Regions from separate parts of the Mus musculus genome. Here all the other regions are linked to region 2. A link is a loop called in an ENCODE intact Hi-C map of the cell type or tissue named here. Cell type or tissue: heart. All regions are shown on one strand.

Region 1 (5,000 bases), 45 kb before region 2:
CAGAGGAGGATGACTACGATTCGAATCCTTTGCTTCTTCCTTCCCCATGGTACGGCACCAGGGTAAGCCATTCTGTCACTCTCTGCCTCAGTTTCCCTCTCAGTAAAGTGGAGATAACATTAATACTTTGTGAATGACTGGTGAGATTTAATGATCCAGCTGGAAGCACACAGCAGGCGATCAATAAATGCTTCCCTACGAATACTCTGACCATGACTGCTGCTTGCCCAATCCCTGTGGGGACTGGAATCAGTGATCCTAGAGCTTCAATCATCATCAGGGCTCAGAAATGCAACATCTATTTATTATGTTCCTACTGTATACTAGTACTATGCTAAGGGCCAAGGATGTGTCCCACACCCTCAGGGTCCTCGACAACTTTTACTCACCCCCTCATTGTTCCACTTCAGCCACAGGGCATGATTGATTGCTGCCCAGCTGTGAATCTGCCTCAGGCCATTTCCCCCCCTGTCTGCCACTCCCGGGCCTCACCCATTTCACCTTTTAGTTCTCCCTCTAAAACCGCCTTGGGAAGGCAAGAACTTGACCTGTTTTATTTATAGCTGTGTCTCTACATCCAGCCATGGCCATGTAAACCATAGGTGCTCAAGAAAGAGACCATGGATGAACAGACCCACGTGGCACACTGGATCCCTGACCACACTGCATCCTTGGGCTGAGTCCTTCCTCACCTTATGGACTCTGGTGATGACTTCCAGGCCCACGGAAGCCACCAGGGCGGCAATGTCATCCAGGAAGCGCCCAGGGAAGCGCAGCTTGCGGGGAGTGTCCAGTCGCTGGCCCAGAAGCAGATGGAGCTCCATGCTTTTTACCTGGGAGTGAGGCAAGTGGGCAGGGCTCTGTTATATGGGCGGTGCTTGAGAGTGTGGGAGGAGCTTAGGACACATTGATGGGGCTTGAGGGAAATTGGGTGTGAAGGGTGGGGGACAGGCAAGGAAGCGGGGGCATGGGCGGCCCTGAGCTAAGCAGTTGTAGCTAAAAGGTGATCTGGATTTGACAGAAAGGGCATAACTTTAGCATCAAGAACGGTGGGCTTAAGGGGTCCTGACCCCAACGGGTGCAGTCTGAGGGCTGTGGGCAGGACTCTGTGGGGAGCAGCAGTGGGAGGGGCGTGAGCAGGTGGGGCCATGGGGGAGTCTTAGGACCCAGAGGTTTGTGGGTATGTGAGGTGGCCAAGGCCCACTACTTGTCTTGAGACAAGTCTCACTGAGGCTGGCTGGGCAGTGAGTACCCTGTGCTTGGCACCTCCTCCCTAGGACTGGGATTACAGGCTGCATCAGGTCCAGCCCTTTCCTTTTTACCTGTGTGCTGGAGACCTAACTGTGGTCTTCATGTGTGTGTAGTAACCGGGTTGAACCTTCTCCCCAGCCCTGGGGGCTGAATTTGAGAAATTCTGGGCTCTGTCTTGGAGGACTATGGGGAATGGGCTGGTGGGGACAGGGCCAACAGGCACTGGGGACGAGGCCATGCAGGCACACCTGAAGGAATGTGGTGCTCTGCAGCCTGACCTCTCAGTGCCTGGTGTCTCTTGGAGGAGGGAGGCCCATCTCTGGGTTGAGGAGTCCTCTCTAGAGAGGGGGGGGTTCACTGTCAGGGTACCCTCCTTCTCTCCTCTCTCACAGAAGAGCCTCAAGGCCATTTCTTAGGGTCCCCAATGCAGTTTCGAGGCACCTTTCCTCAAGGGTCTCCCGGGATGGGGAAGTCCTCACCATGAGCTGGAAGAAGAACCAGGCATGCTGCAGGACTAGCTCACGAACCGCACTGCCGCTCACCACCCACTGCAGAGCCAGCTCCTCGTGCAGCAGCTGTGGGCAGGACCAGGGTCACCAGGAGCCACGAGCCACCCCGCCCACACACTCCTCAGGAAGGCATCACTGGGGGAGGGGGGGATGCAGCCCAAAGCCTGGCTGGGGGTCAGAGCAGCAGGAGGCCATGCAGGGTGGGATGAGGGTTGATCCAGTCCCTGCTGGGCTCTGGATGTGGGAAGAAGCGCTGGACCCCTTTCCTCTGGGGCAGTGGGACAGACATCAGATCAGCCACCCTGCTGTCCCCTCTACCTTCTGCACAGTGTGTCTCGACTGAGGGGCTGGCAGGGCCGAGGATGAGGCCTCGAGGTAAGAGGAGGCCCGGCTAGAGTTGCGGTCGATGGCCTAGGCAGGATGGGATGGGAGAGCATGGAATGGAGGAGAGAGTTAGTGATGCAGATGGGCACGGAGGAGGAACATGGATGGATGGAGGATCAGTCCATGTGGGCACGGGACAGAGCAATGGGTCTGGATCAGTATGAACATAGGAGGAAGCTGTTATGCTTTGAATACATCTTGTTCATGGATTAGAGATTTTGTGTTTTTTTTTTTTTTTTTTTTTTTTTGAGACAGAGTCTCATGTAGCCCAGGCTGGCCGTGCTGATGGCATTTGGTGGTGGGGCCTTTGTAGGAGACTAGCATTAGGTGAGGTATGAGAGTGGGACCTCTGTGGTACCATTAATGGCCTTAGAAGAAGAGGAAGAGAAAGGCAAGCAAGGTGGGACACACCTGTAATCCTCCAAGGGTGCTCCACATCAAGGGAGATCTTGTGTCACAATAAAGCAGAGAGAAAGAAAGGAAAGCAAGGAAGAGAGGGAGGCAGAGGAAGAGGGAGGGGGAGAAGAGGGGCCTGAGTTAGTTAACTGCCTGTCACCATGGCCATCCACCATAATACAGCAAGAAAGGCCTGGGGCTATCCCTTACCCTCCAGAGCCATGAGTTAAAGTTATTATTCTATGGCCCTGCCGGCAATGAGGGCAGATGGTAAGAGACTCGGGTCTCTGTGAAGGGATGTGTGGATGGACAGAGAACAGCGGTTGCTGAGGGGGGACATAGGGCGGTACAGATGAGCTACAGAAGCTGTTGAAATCAGATGTGTTGAAAAAAAAAAGGGACCTAGACATGGTGGGGTCCACCTGTCACCTCGGTGCTCAGGAGGCCGAGGCAGGAAGAGTGTGGTTTCCAGGCCACCGTGGGCTACATAGCAAGACTTTGTCTCAAAGCACAACAACCAAACAAAACAAACAATGAAAATAAGGGCCTAGCGGAGAGCACTTGCCTTCCTGTGTGCAAGGCCCTGGGTTCCCTAGGAGGTTGGCGGGGAGAAGAGGAGGTGCAGGTGGGAGAGACAGAGTCGAGACTAACAGTGAAGATGGTGATGGCATGGCATGAGTGCAGAAGGCACAGCGGAGCAGGGGTGGGGTTGGCTGTGGCCAAAAGTCAGGGCACCACTGCAGACAGGAAAGGCATGGCGAGTGGAGCACAGATGAGCTCGAGTTAAATGGAGGGCTGGACCACAGGTAGAGTGTGCGAACATGGAGGAGGTACGTACAGACAGCAGACACACACGGAAGGAAGGGAAGACAGCGAATTTGGTATGTGCTAAGCACCCTGGACAACAGGCCTGGCCTCCTGCTCCAGCCTTGCTCGGGCCTCACAGGGCCTTACTATTCCCATCTGTGAAATGGATACAGGGGTGGCCCAACCTTCACGCCCCTTGCCTGGCTTCCTGGGCAGAAGAGACTCAATGGTGGAGCTGGCTTAGCCAGGGGCACTCGAGTACCCTGCAGGCTCCCGGGCCCAGCATACACTGTTACTCAGCATGTCTGAGCCTGGGCACACGCTATAAAGACCACTTCCTGCCAGGGACACCACCTTGCTTCTACCTCCTCCTGGCTCTCCAAGTCCTAACTGACCCTTCAGGAAACCGAGGGCAACCCTGATTAAGATATGCTAGGGGTGGGGCTGGTGAGATGGCTCAGCAGGTAAGAGCACCCAACTGCTCTTCCGAAGGTCCTGAGTTCAAATCCCAGCAACCACATGGTGGCTCACAACCATCCCTAACGAGATTTGACTCCCTCTTCTGGTGTGTCTTAAGATAGCTACAGTGTACTTACATATAACAAATAAATAAATCTTAAAAAAAAAAAAAAAGATATGCTAGGAGTTGGAGCCATGGCTCTGTGGTGAAGAGCACTGGCTGCTCCTACAGAGGACCTGGGTTCAATTCCCAGCATCGACATGGTGGCTTAAACTGTCTGTACCTCCAGTTCCAAGGGATCTAATGCTCTCTCTCTTCTGACTTTAGAGGGCACCAGGCAAGTGCAGCATAGATACACATGCAGGTGAAACACCCATACACAAAATAAACCTAACATGAAAACTTAAATGCTGGGATTAGCTGGACCCGGGTCTGCCTAGCTTCCTCAGAGTGCTGGGTTCCATCATCAGCCCAGTGTGGACCAAACCACAAAGGCTAAGCATGTGGTTTGCCACTGAACTTCATGCCTATCATTTTTCTTTTATAGCCAAGGATGACTTTGAACTGCCCATCTCCAAAGGCTAAGTTTACAGGCGCGCACGACCATGCTTGCTTTATGTGGGACTAGGGATGGAACCCAGGGCTGTGTGCATACAGGCCAGCGCTCTACTTGGCAAGCTCCAGCTTCAGCCTGCTCACTTGATCAGGAAAGTGCACTGCAGCTCAGGAATTATTCTTCCTAAGGAGGCCTCACTGAGACCCTGCCCTGGCTTCAGACCCTGTTGCTGAACACTTTACTCAAGAGTCTTTTTCTTTGCTTTGTTTTGCTGAGACAAGATACGAAGTAGCCTAGGCGGTCTTGAAACGTCTAAGTAGCCCAGGATGACCTTGAACTCCCGCCTCACCTCCCAAGTGTTGAAATTACAGGCAGGCAGCTGAAAATTTGGTGTACTACCTAACATCATATTAGAAACGGAGAGATTCAGGGGCAGCCAGTCACCCGGGGCATAGGACAAGGCCTCAATCAAGGGGGGCTGGAGCCCAGGCCCATTGCAGGCAAAGACCCTCCCCATACCAGGGCCCTGGAAAGGGGCAAAGTTGGGGAACCCCCTGTATGTAAACAGATGGGGAGCTTCAGGGGTCCAGGGCTACGTCACCCTTCTAAGGGTTCTGTGCGCCAAGGGAATGGTTAG
Region 2 (5,000 bases):
GGATGCTGCCATGCTCCTGCCTTGATGATAATGGACTGAACCTCTGAATCTGTAAGCTAGTCCCTTTATAAAAGTTGCCTTGGTCATGGTGTCTCTTTATAACAGTGGAAACCCTGACTAACACACACACATACAGACAGACAAAACACTTGTACACAAGAAATAAATCAATCGTTTTTTGAAAAGCCATTGGGGGAACCTATTGTCAGATCTGTACATGCGTAAGACCCCCAAAGCTGGGCTTTCACTCAAGTCCCTGGATGAGCTGGCCAGCACCCCAATGACTCAGGAGAAAAACCACACCTGATGCAAACTGCAAGAGGTTTTATTATCAGCTAGCTGAGGACGAACTCTTTCAGCAGGGGAGTTCAACCCCGAGCGATGACAGTAGGGAGCTTTTTTTTTTTTTGGTTTTTCGAGACAGGGTTTCTCTGTGTGTAGCCCTGGCTGTCCTGGCACTCACTTTGTAGACCAGGCTGGCCTGGAACTCAGAAATTCGCCTGCCTCCTGAGTGCTGGGATTAAATGCGTGTGCCACCACACCCGGCCAGTAGGGGGCTTTTAACAGCTAGCTGAGGAATTGGGAGGAGTTGGGAGGAGGGTTGGGAGGAGTTGGGAGGAGTTGGAAGGAGTTGGGAGGACCGGGGAGGACCTGGGAGGACCTGGGAGGAGTTGGGTGGAGTTCTCTTCTGGGTGTCCTTGGTGAAATTTATAAGGCAGAAGGAGTGGGGAGTGAGTTCTTTCTGAATTTTTATCTCTGTGTCCTCGGCACAGGAAGCCAGGCAAGTGCCTGGCTGGGTCTTTTACAATTATTGCATCTCTGGTTGTAAAGTACAGAAGCAAAAAGGCTTGTTGCTGGCTATATTTTTAGAGATCAGGGAAAACAAGCTTGGGGAACGTCCAGGGGCTTTACCTTCTAGGGAGAAATGCTCTAAGTCGGGGTCTCACACATGCAGCTGTAGGTCTCAGGCCTCATCCTCTTCCCAGCGGATGGAGACCACTAGAAAAATGCCACAACCAATCGTCATGCAGAGTTGAGGAGCCCAGTCTCGATGGGTACATTTACAAACACCCTTGTATTAGTGGGGCAGGGGTGGTACCCATACAAAACAAACAAACAAAGCAAAACAGACAGACAAATGCACCCTTGTATGTAAGGCTCAGGGAACACTTGAGGAGACATAAAGATTATAAGAGCCAGAGGATTGGGAGGCTGCTGTGTGATTGTGTCTTCTAGAGATATCAGAAGCTGCACCCATAACAAATCACCAGCAAGGCTACCTAAATGTGAACTGAGCAGGGACAATACCAATAGACATCTCAGCGTGGACGGAGATAAACCCACAAGGGCCATGTGTCAGCCCTACACAAAAAACACCAGGCAATTAAGGAACTCTGAGATGGGGAGGGATAGTCTTCCCTAGAGAGGAGCACACCATTTGGTTATCCAAAACCAGCGATCAGCCCCGAAAACATACACACAAGTAACAACATACAGACGGAGCAGGTTGTATATACATATGCATATATGCACATAATAACAATTAATAAAAAGAGAGGCCATGAATTTGAAAGAGAGCAAGGAAGAGTACATGGGAGGATTTAGAGGGAGAAAAGGAAGAAAGAAATATAATTATATTATAATCTCAAAAAAAAAAAAAAGAACAAATAAAGAGTCAAGGGTCGTCCTTGACCAGCAGGAACCCGGTCTGCGGGAGACTGTTTTTCGAGACAGGGTTTCTCTGTGTAGCCCTGGCTGTCCTGGAACTCACTTTGTAGACCAGGCTGGCCTTGAACTCAGAAATCTGCCTGCCTCTGCCTCCCGAGTGCTGGGATTAAAGGCGTGCGCCACCACGCCCGGCGAGACAGGTTGTTTTAATAAGCCAGAGTTTCAAAGTCATCTTCTGGCTACATGGAGTCCAAGGACAGCTGGGTCTACAAGAGATCTAGTCTTGAGAAGAGGAGAGGGGAGGGGTAAGGAGGAGGAAGAAGAGGAGAGGAGAGAAGAACGGAAGAGAGGACTTGGTGGGTAGGTAAGTGGGGACACAAAACAGTGCTTGAATATACTGTTGACCTACTCATCTTGCATGAGGGGTGCGTGGAGACCTTACCCAGAAGCGCGCTTCTGTACGTGGGGGGCGGAGAAGCGTCAATTGTTTTCTGTGGGAATAGTGTCCCCTAGCGGCCACTAGGGGACAGCTCCAGAATTCCGCCCTTGCAGCTGCTCCATCAGGCCAGTGTGATTTTGCAGGTCAAGTGTGATTTTAAATTCAAAATCCTGCGGACTTAAGAGCGATGCTGAATTCACATGCTCGGAATTCTTTGTGGAAGAGAGAAAAATATCCCTCCACCTGCCGCGCGGGGGAGGCAGGACTCTGCAAAATTTCAGAGGTGGCAGAAAAGATGAAGCCAGCTGTCGGGGTACATCGCCAGTACACCACTTGGGAGGCACAGGCAGGTGGATCTTTGTGAGTCGGGGCCAGCCTGGTCTACATAACCAGTTCCAGGCCATTTGGGATTCGTTTTTCAAACTAAAGTTTTCATTAAATTAACAAAATTAACAAAAATGTGCGACCCTCAAAACCCCATTCTCATTCATTCTGCTCTGGTTTCATGAGCATCTAGTGGGCAGTGTGGCAGGACCATCCAGCCATGTCAGTCAATCCAGTGCTAAGTACTTTGCCTCGTGGCCCTGGTGGCATGTAGGAGACTTATCTCCTCCTGTGTTCCATGTTCTGTTTGGAGAAGGAGCCGAGCAGGGATTTGGGGTGGGGTGGGGACCACCCGTGTTTCTGCTACTGTCGAACTCTCCCAGCTTCCAACTATCTTGTTTTGCTTTTTAAAATTTTTATTTTTATGTCTGTGCATGTGTGTCTGTGTGAATTGTCTGCCATGTGAATGTAGAGCTCACTGGGGACAGAAGAAGGCATCAAATCCAAGAGATGGAGTTTCAGACAGTTGTCAGCCGACTGGAACAGAAGCTGGGATCTGACCCCCGCCCTTTGGAAGGACCATGTGTATTGTTAAACGCTGAACCATCTCTACAACATTTGTGGTGTGTGTGTGTGTGTGTGCAAAGGTTCCATATATAGCCTTGGCCTGCCTCATCTTCACAGAGATCCACCTGCCTCTGCCTTCCAAATGCTGGCATTAAAGGTATGTGCTGCCATGCCCAGTCAGCTTCCTATTGCGATGTGATAAAGGTTTAGGGCTGAGCCAAGGAGGTGACAAGATACTTAGGAAACTGAGCAGGTCAATTTGAGTGTCCCCTGCTGAGATTGCTGACATGTGGGGACTCAGCAGCCCAGAGTTTTAGGGAAGATGCCAACTTAACCCCCCAGATCTGCCATCATGGCTGAAATACACATGCTGTATTCTTTCTTCAACTGTTGTCTTTATTCAATGGTTTCTCTGTCATAAGTATGTCACAATCCAGGCCCTGGAGACTTGGCAGCCTTCCCTTCACAGACCTCTCCCTACAAGACAGAAATAAGTTGATCTAAATTGCCTTCCGGATCTGTGCTCCCAGAGGGGGGCGGGAGGGGGCAGGGGAGATGTAGGGCAGGCGATGAGGAGTGAGACATGTCAGAAATAAGTGTGTAGGCACCGAGGGACCAGAACTGGGGAGATCAGCACAGACATACACAGTTTCAGGAGCCCAGATCAGGCATGGCTTTCTATCAAATCCCATGAAAACGAGTTTGGAGGCTGGGGATGTGGCTAGGTGGGAGCCTGCCAGGAACATACCTTTAGTCTCAGCACTTGGGAGGCAGAGGCAGGTGGATCTCTGGGAGTTCGAGGCCAACCTGGTCTACAGAGTGAGTTCCACGCCAGCCACAGGACTGCATAGTGAGAGCTTATCTCTAATATAAGATGAAAACAAGCAAACAAAACACAAGAGCATACTGTGTTACCCTGGTAGTGAGAAAAGGGTCCTTCAGAAAATTTAAAAGATCAAAAACTTGAGCTTTGGTGCAGCTTGGTCAGGTGCTTAGCATATGTGAAGATTGGGTTCATCCTCAGCACAGAAAATAGAACACAAGAAAGACCACCCAGGCCTGCAATGCTGAGCAGTTGGGAGCACACACTGCTCTTGCAGAGGATCTGAGTTAGTCCCTAGGACCCACTTGGCAGCTCACACTGCCTGTAGCTCCAGCCCCAGAGCATGAGAAACAAAATGTGCCTTCCTCTTCCTCCTCCCCCTCCCCCTCCTCTTCTTCTTTTTCTCCTTTTTCTTCTTCATTTTAATTTTTTTGTTGATGCTTTTGGGCTTTTTTGAGACATGGAAACCTTGCTGCTCTCTGTCAGCCATCTCCCCTTCCAAGAACGTGAGGCTGAGCCCTGGACACTGGTGAGGCACAGGAGACCTTTCTTTGTATTTGGAATTGTAAAAACCCGGTGGCAACCTAAGCTGTGCACCCTGCTACAAAAGTCAAAGTTTTGTCTTGTCTTATCTCTCTCTCTCTTTCTTTTCTTCTGTTCATAGCCCTGGCTGTCCTAGAACTCTCTCTGTAGACCAGGCTGGCCTTGACCTCAGAGATCCACCTGCCTCTGCCTCCACAGTGCTGGAATCAGAGATAAATGACACACCAGCTATGTGATTTTTCTTGAGGATCCAGGCTAATTTCTTTTCCTTTTCCTTTTTTCTTTTTCCTTCTTTCCTTTCTTCTTCTTCTTTTTAACCAGGTCTCACTAGATAGCCTTGACTAGCCTGGGACTTGCAAGTTGGGAAGACAGCGTTAGATCCCCTTGTAAGAACTGGACCGGGTGAGGCAGGCACTGCTGGTGCATGGCTTCCATCCCAACACTCTGGAGGCAGAAGCAGGTGGGTCTTTGTGAGTTCAACTCCAGCCTGGTCTTACATGGCAAGACCCAGGATAGCCAGGGCTTCAAAGAGAGACCGTGTCTCAAAACAAAAACAAAGGAAACCCCATGGCCGGGTAGGTCCCAGACTGGGAGGTCCCAGGCAAGGGGAGGATGTGTACAGCTGTTGTTTTGTTG
Region 3 (5,000 bases), 85 kb before region 2:
TGAATGTATGTCTGTGCATGTCTGTTTGTCTGTGTATGTCTGTCTGTCTGTCTATGCACTGTGTGCATCTTGGTGCCTGCACAAAAGAGAAAGAGCATCCATTAGCTTCCTTGGAACTGGATGGTGTGAGCCACCATGTGGGTGCTGGGAATTGAACCTGGGCCTCTGCAAGAGCAGCCAGTGCTCTTAACCTCTGGCCATCTCTCTGCACTTTGTTTTTTTTTTCAAACACAGTCTCACTGTGTAACTTTGGTGGCCTAGAACTCACTATGTGACCAAGCTGGCACCAAAATCAGACAGAGTGTCTGGTCTCTCCCTCAGGAGTGTGAGATCAAAGGCGTGTACTACCACACCCGACACATGTGACTTCTTGGGCCCAGTCTCCAAGGACGTGCAGTACCCAAGCCACTAAGTGTGGGCTCAGTGTGATTCCACTTCACTTTGCTGCCTATGGCCCTTGTCATACTGCTGTGGCTCTGTGCCCCTCCTTCTTAAGGCACTCATGTCCTCCTATGGGTCCAGCTCCGCCAAGGGCCCAAGAGTGGAAGTTCTCTTTAATAGTTAATTTTTTTTTTTTTAAGATTCAATGTTTTGTTTTCAGAGAAAGAGTCTCACTGTGTAACCCTGGCTGGCCTGAGGGATGGCCTGCCTCAGTATTAGGATTAAAGGTAGAAGCTAGTGCCACTAACTTTTTTTTTTTTTTTCTTTTTCTCCGGTAACAGAAGCAATTCATTGCTTCCTGAAGTTCCTGGGCGCTACTCAAGTTCTGCAAGTAGCTTAGAGTGCTTTCTCTACACAGGCTGAGTGTGGACAGGACAGGGTGGGGTGGGATACTTGGCTACAAATGTGTCCAAAAGCAGTATAGTCCAGGGTGTGGTGCCTCAGCTAACAGGGAGTTGAATTTACTTTGTGAGCCAGGCACTAGGGCTGGGTGCTTCAAAATTCTCATTTACTTATTTATTATTATTGTTTTGCGGTCCTGGGGATGGAACCTGGGTTGTGTACACTATTGCAGTATTCTTAACTGAGCTGTGGCTCTGGCTTGCTCATTGTCTTTTTTGAGACCGAGTCTCATGTGGTCCAGGCTGGCCTTGAACTCACTGCCTTTACCTCCCAAGCTCTGGGATAGAAGCCAGCACTTCCTGCATTCTGGGGCTACATTCTACCAACCAAATTACATCCTCAGGCTCTTGCTGCTGCTGTTTTGTGGGTATTTCTTTACATCTCAGGCCTACCTTGTCCTAGAGAGCTTCTTGTCTCAGTCCTGGGGGCTGGCATAGCAGGCGTGCCCCACTATGCTTGGCTTAGAGCTGCAGATTTTGAATGCTGGGGGCTGGAGGGCTGGCAGGGCAGCTCAGTGGGTAAGGGAACTAGCCTGATGACCTGAGTTCATTTATGTGTAAGCTGGACATAGTGGTGGAAGTCTGCAATTCCTATGGCAAGATGGGAAACCACTGGAAGCCCTTGGGCTAGCCTGGGGAACCAGCAGTAAACAAGAGAGAAGCAGAAGGTGAGGACTGGCGTCTGACACTGGCATGTCTTCGGTAGCAACATGCTTGCCTCCCCCAAACACACCATGCATCTCGAGGATAAAAAATAGGAGCAACGCTGGGCGGTGGTGGTGCGCCTTTAATCCCAGCACTTGGGAGGCAGAGGCAGGAGGATTTCTGAGTTCGAGGCCAGCCTGGTCTACAAAGTGAGTTCCAGGACAGCCAGGGCTACACAGAGAAACCCTGTCTCGAAGAAAAAAAAAAAAAAAGGAGCAACGATAAATCTTAGATATAGTCTGTGTGCTAGGTTGTCCCTGTAATCCAGGCTCCAGGGCTAGGAGTCTGAGGCACGAGGAATGTGAGTCCAGCCTATCTGTCTGTCTATCTGTCTATCTATCTATCTGCATACATGTATACAAATATGTGCTATGTATGTGCAAGAGCTTGTGTGAAGAAGAGAAAGAAGAAAAACCAACAAACTAGGCTTAAAAGGTTCCTTCCGTCGGGGCAGTGGTGGCACACAACTTTAACCTCAGCATTTGGGAGACAGAGGCAGGCAGATTTCTGAGTTCAAGGCCAGCCTGGTCTACAGAGTGAGTTCCAGGACAGCCAGGGCTACACAGAGAAACCCTGTCTCGAAAAACCAAAAAAAAAAAAAAAAAAAAAAAAAAAAAAAAAAACACAACCCCCAACTAAACAAAAAAGGTTCCTTCCAACCCCAGCTGGGTGTTCACATGTTGAAATAATATCAGGTGATGATGGTTCATGCCTTTAATCCCAGCACTTGGGAGGCAGAGGCAGGCGGATTTCTGAGTTCAAGGCCAGCCTGGTCTACAGAGTGAGTTTCAGGATCACCAGGGCTAGTCAGAGAAACCCTGTTTTGGAAAAACCAAACCAAAGCAAAGCAAAACCAACACAACGGCAGCAACGGCAGGCCTCCAGTGGCCCGTGTCTCAGCACTCTGCATCTGTGCATTCAAACAGCTTCAGGTCAGAAATAACAGTAGGGAAAAATAAACCTTTTCTAGGCCCAGCAAGAGGGCTCCTAGGTTAAAGGTGCTTGCTGCCAAGCCTGACTCCTGAAAGTTAGCCTCTGACACCCCTCTTCCCCCAATAAATAAAAATGTAACAATTTTTAAAAATCCCTTGTGCTGGGGAGATGCCTCAGTGAGCAAAGCACCCCTGCAGTGTAAGCCTTAGGTTCTGAGTTCAAATCCTCAAACCCCAGCAGGGCTGTGTGTGTGATCCCAGGGCAGCTATGGAGAGATGGGCGTGCAGCTGCAGAACCCTAAGTCGGCCAGCAGGGGGGCGGATGGAGCAAACAAGGCACTCCATCTCAAACCAAAGCCTGTGGCTGCTGCTTTCGGGATGCTCACGAGGGGCTCACACCACATTCCTCACGTGTGCTCAACACCCCCACCCCACCCCTTTCCCCACCCAGGAGGATAACAGGTCAAAGGCCACCCAGCTAAGGTGGATTAGAGGCTAGGCTGCACAACTGTAAGACTTAACCTAAGAACAAAACAAATAAAGGGGCTGGGGTGGCGACTCAGCAGGTCAGCCACAAGAGCCAACAGACAGCCTGGATTCAGATTCCCAGAGAAACTGCTGGACGCAGGGCTGACAAGGTGGCTCAGCCCACAAAGGGGCTTGCTGTCAGGCCTGGTGACCTGAGTTTGATCCTCAGGACCACAGTGTGGAAGAAGAGAACGGACCCCCCCCCCCAAACTGCCCTCTAACTGCCACACATTACCCTCCAAAGGTAATTAATAGACGTAATAAAATACAGGAGCCGCACTCAGCCGCATGGTTCTCGCCTGGCTTGCAAGATGTCCACAGCCCCATCCCAGCACTGGAGGAAAAAAAAATTAAAGTGGAAAAAACAAGAAACAGAGAGAGAATCTTGTTTTTCTGAAACACAAGACCATTTAAGGAAATCAGGCAGGCACCGAGAATGTTTTTCAAGGACACGGAATATCTAAATTAGCAGCTTGAAGGTGGGGTGCAGCAAAGTCATTAAAAGGCCTGGGGTGGTGGCACATGCCTGAGGGCCCAGGGAATGGAGAGGGTGAGGCAGGAGGATTGTTTGGTAGCCAGCCAGGGAAGCACAGGGAAACATCATCTTCAAAAAGCAAAATGTGGGGCGGGCGAGATGGGTCAGTGAAGAAAGGAGCTGCTAAGTGTCTAGCTTAGATTGATCTCTTGGACCCACATGGTAGGAGAAAGATGTCTTCCCAAAGCCCTGCTCGAACATCCACACATGCCCGCACATACACCCGGAACAAATAAATACGTCTGTAAGTCATTCAATAGGGGACAAAGTATGATGGCCACGCATGGCAGTGGGCATCTGTGACCCCAGTGCTGAGGAGGGGACTCAGGCTGTGGGAGGCTTACAGTACACAGGAAAGTCCCTGTTTCAGAAAACAAAAAAACAAAACAGAAGAAAAATGAAAAACATATATAATGACTGGATTGAGATGAAAGCTATAATTGAAAAAATGGGCAAGCCGAGCTCAGCAAGACTGCACACACCGTGCTGTTGGACAACTGTGTCTGTCGGTGTTTTCTAAGATTTATTTTTAATCAAGAGTGTGCCTGGGGAGGCTCCTGGTGCGGCTGCCAAGAGGCAAACAGGTCCTCATAAGAGCAGCCAGCGCTCTTAATTGCGAAGCCACCTCTCCAGCCCCTGGTTTTATTTTATGTGTATTTTTGAGGCAGAATATTATGTACCCCAGGCCGCCCTTTGATTCTCTCTTAAAACAATAAACGCAGGAAAAGTGAAAAGAACTTCCTTTGTTCTTTCTTTCTGTGTTTTCTGCAAGACGGGGTTTTCCTATGTAGCCCTCACTGTCCTGGAACTCGCTCTGTAGACCAGGCTGGCCTCGAACTCAGAAATCTGCCTGCCTCTGCCTCCAGTGCTGGGATTAAAAGGTGTGTGCCACCACTACAAAGCTTTTCCTTTTTTATTTTCTGCGTCCTCTAACCGTTGATCCTCTGCCTCCATCTCCACACACCCTCTCCAGCCAAGACGGCCCAAGCCAGTGTTTATCTACATCCTCTTTCTTTTCCATTCCGTTCTCTGTTCTCTCTAAAGCAAGATGGCATCTTGCTATGTAGCCCTAGAAGTACCTAGGACTCACCACAATCCTCCTGCCTCAGTCTCCCAAGTGCAGAAATGAGCTTGGTAGGCTATATGTGCTATGATGCTCGGTAGCCTTTGCATTTTTATGTGGCTGGGGAAAAACAAAAGGAAAACATGAGAGGTCCAGGTTCAGGGCCCGGCCCAGGAACAGAGCACTTGCCCAGGATGTACGAGACCTGGGTTCCACTGCAGCTGAAAAAATAAATACAATCAAACAAAACAATAATCTCCACCAGCTTTGTGGTGCCAGATACTAAAAACATACTTTTCTTTTATGCATTTGAAAAATTCAGGCTGGCTATGGTGGCTCAAGCCTGAGGTCCCAGCTTTGGCAAGCCAGACAAGAGGCAGGCAAAAGAGCAGCCT

The links. Peaks named below come from ENCODE experiments on the same cell type or tissue, not always from the same donor. Only the 100,000 strongest peaks of a DNase experiment are listed, where the experiment ranks them.
Region 1: a loop joins it to region 2, with 2.0 times the contacts of the local background. A loop is called at or near these places in 4 of 42 quality-filtered maps.
Region 3: a loop joins it to region 2, with 2.8 times the contacts of the local background. A loop is called at or near these places in 3 of 42 quality-filtered maps.

What each region holds. Positions count from the first base shown.
Region 1 is chr9:21,823,705-21,828,704 of GRCm38, forward strand. It overlaps Dock6 (dedicator of cytokinesis 6), which reads right to left. Exons shown (of 50, transcript NM_177030.3): 24 at 2,079-2,171; 25 at 1,731-1,826; 26 at 693-833. Among named protein-coding and RNA genes, the nearest start is that of Angptl8, 9.3 kb to the right of the region's middle. In heart, no CTCF peak of the experiment used is centred here; a DNase peak (open chromatin) is centred at 1,877; H3K27ac peaks cover 437 bases.
Region 2 is chr9:21,868,924-21,873,923 of GRCm38, forward strand. No RefSeq gene overlaps it. Among named protein-coding and RNA genes, the nearest start is that of Dock6, 19 kb to the left of the region's middle. In heart, CTCF peaks have their summits at 541 (motif pointing right) and 2,193; a DNase peak (open chromatin) is centred at 508; H3K4me3 peaks cover 291 bases; H3K27me3 peaks cover 768 bases.
Region 3 is chr9:21,784,309-21,789,308 of GRCm38, forward strand. All of the region lies in intron 3 of Kank2 (KN motif and ankyrin repeat domains 2), which reads right to left. Among named protein-coding and RNA genes, the nearest start is that of Kank2, 12 kb to the right of the region's middle. In heart, a CTCF peak has its summit at 2,782; DNase peaks (open chromatin) are centred at 443, 843, 2,783 and 4,113; H3K27ac peaks cover 815 bases.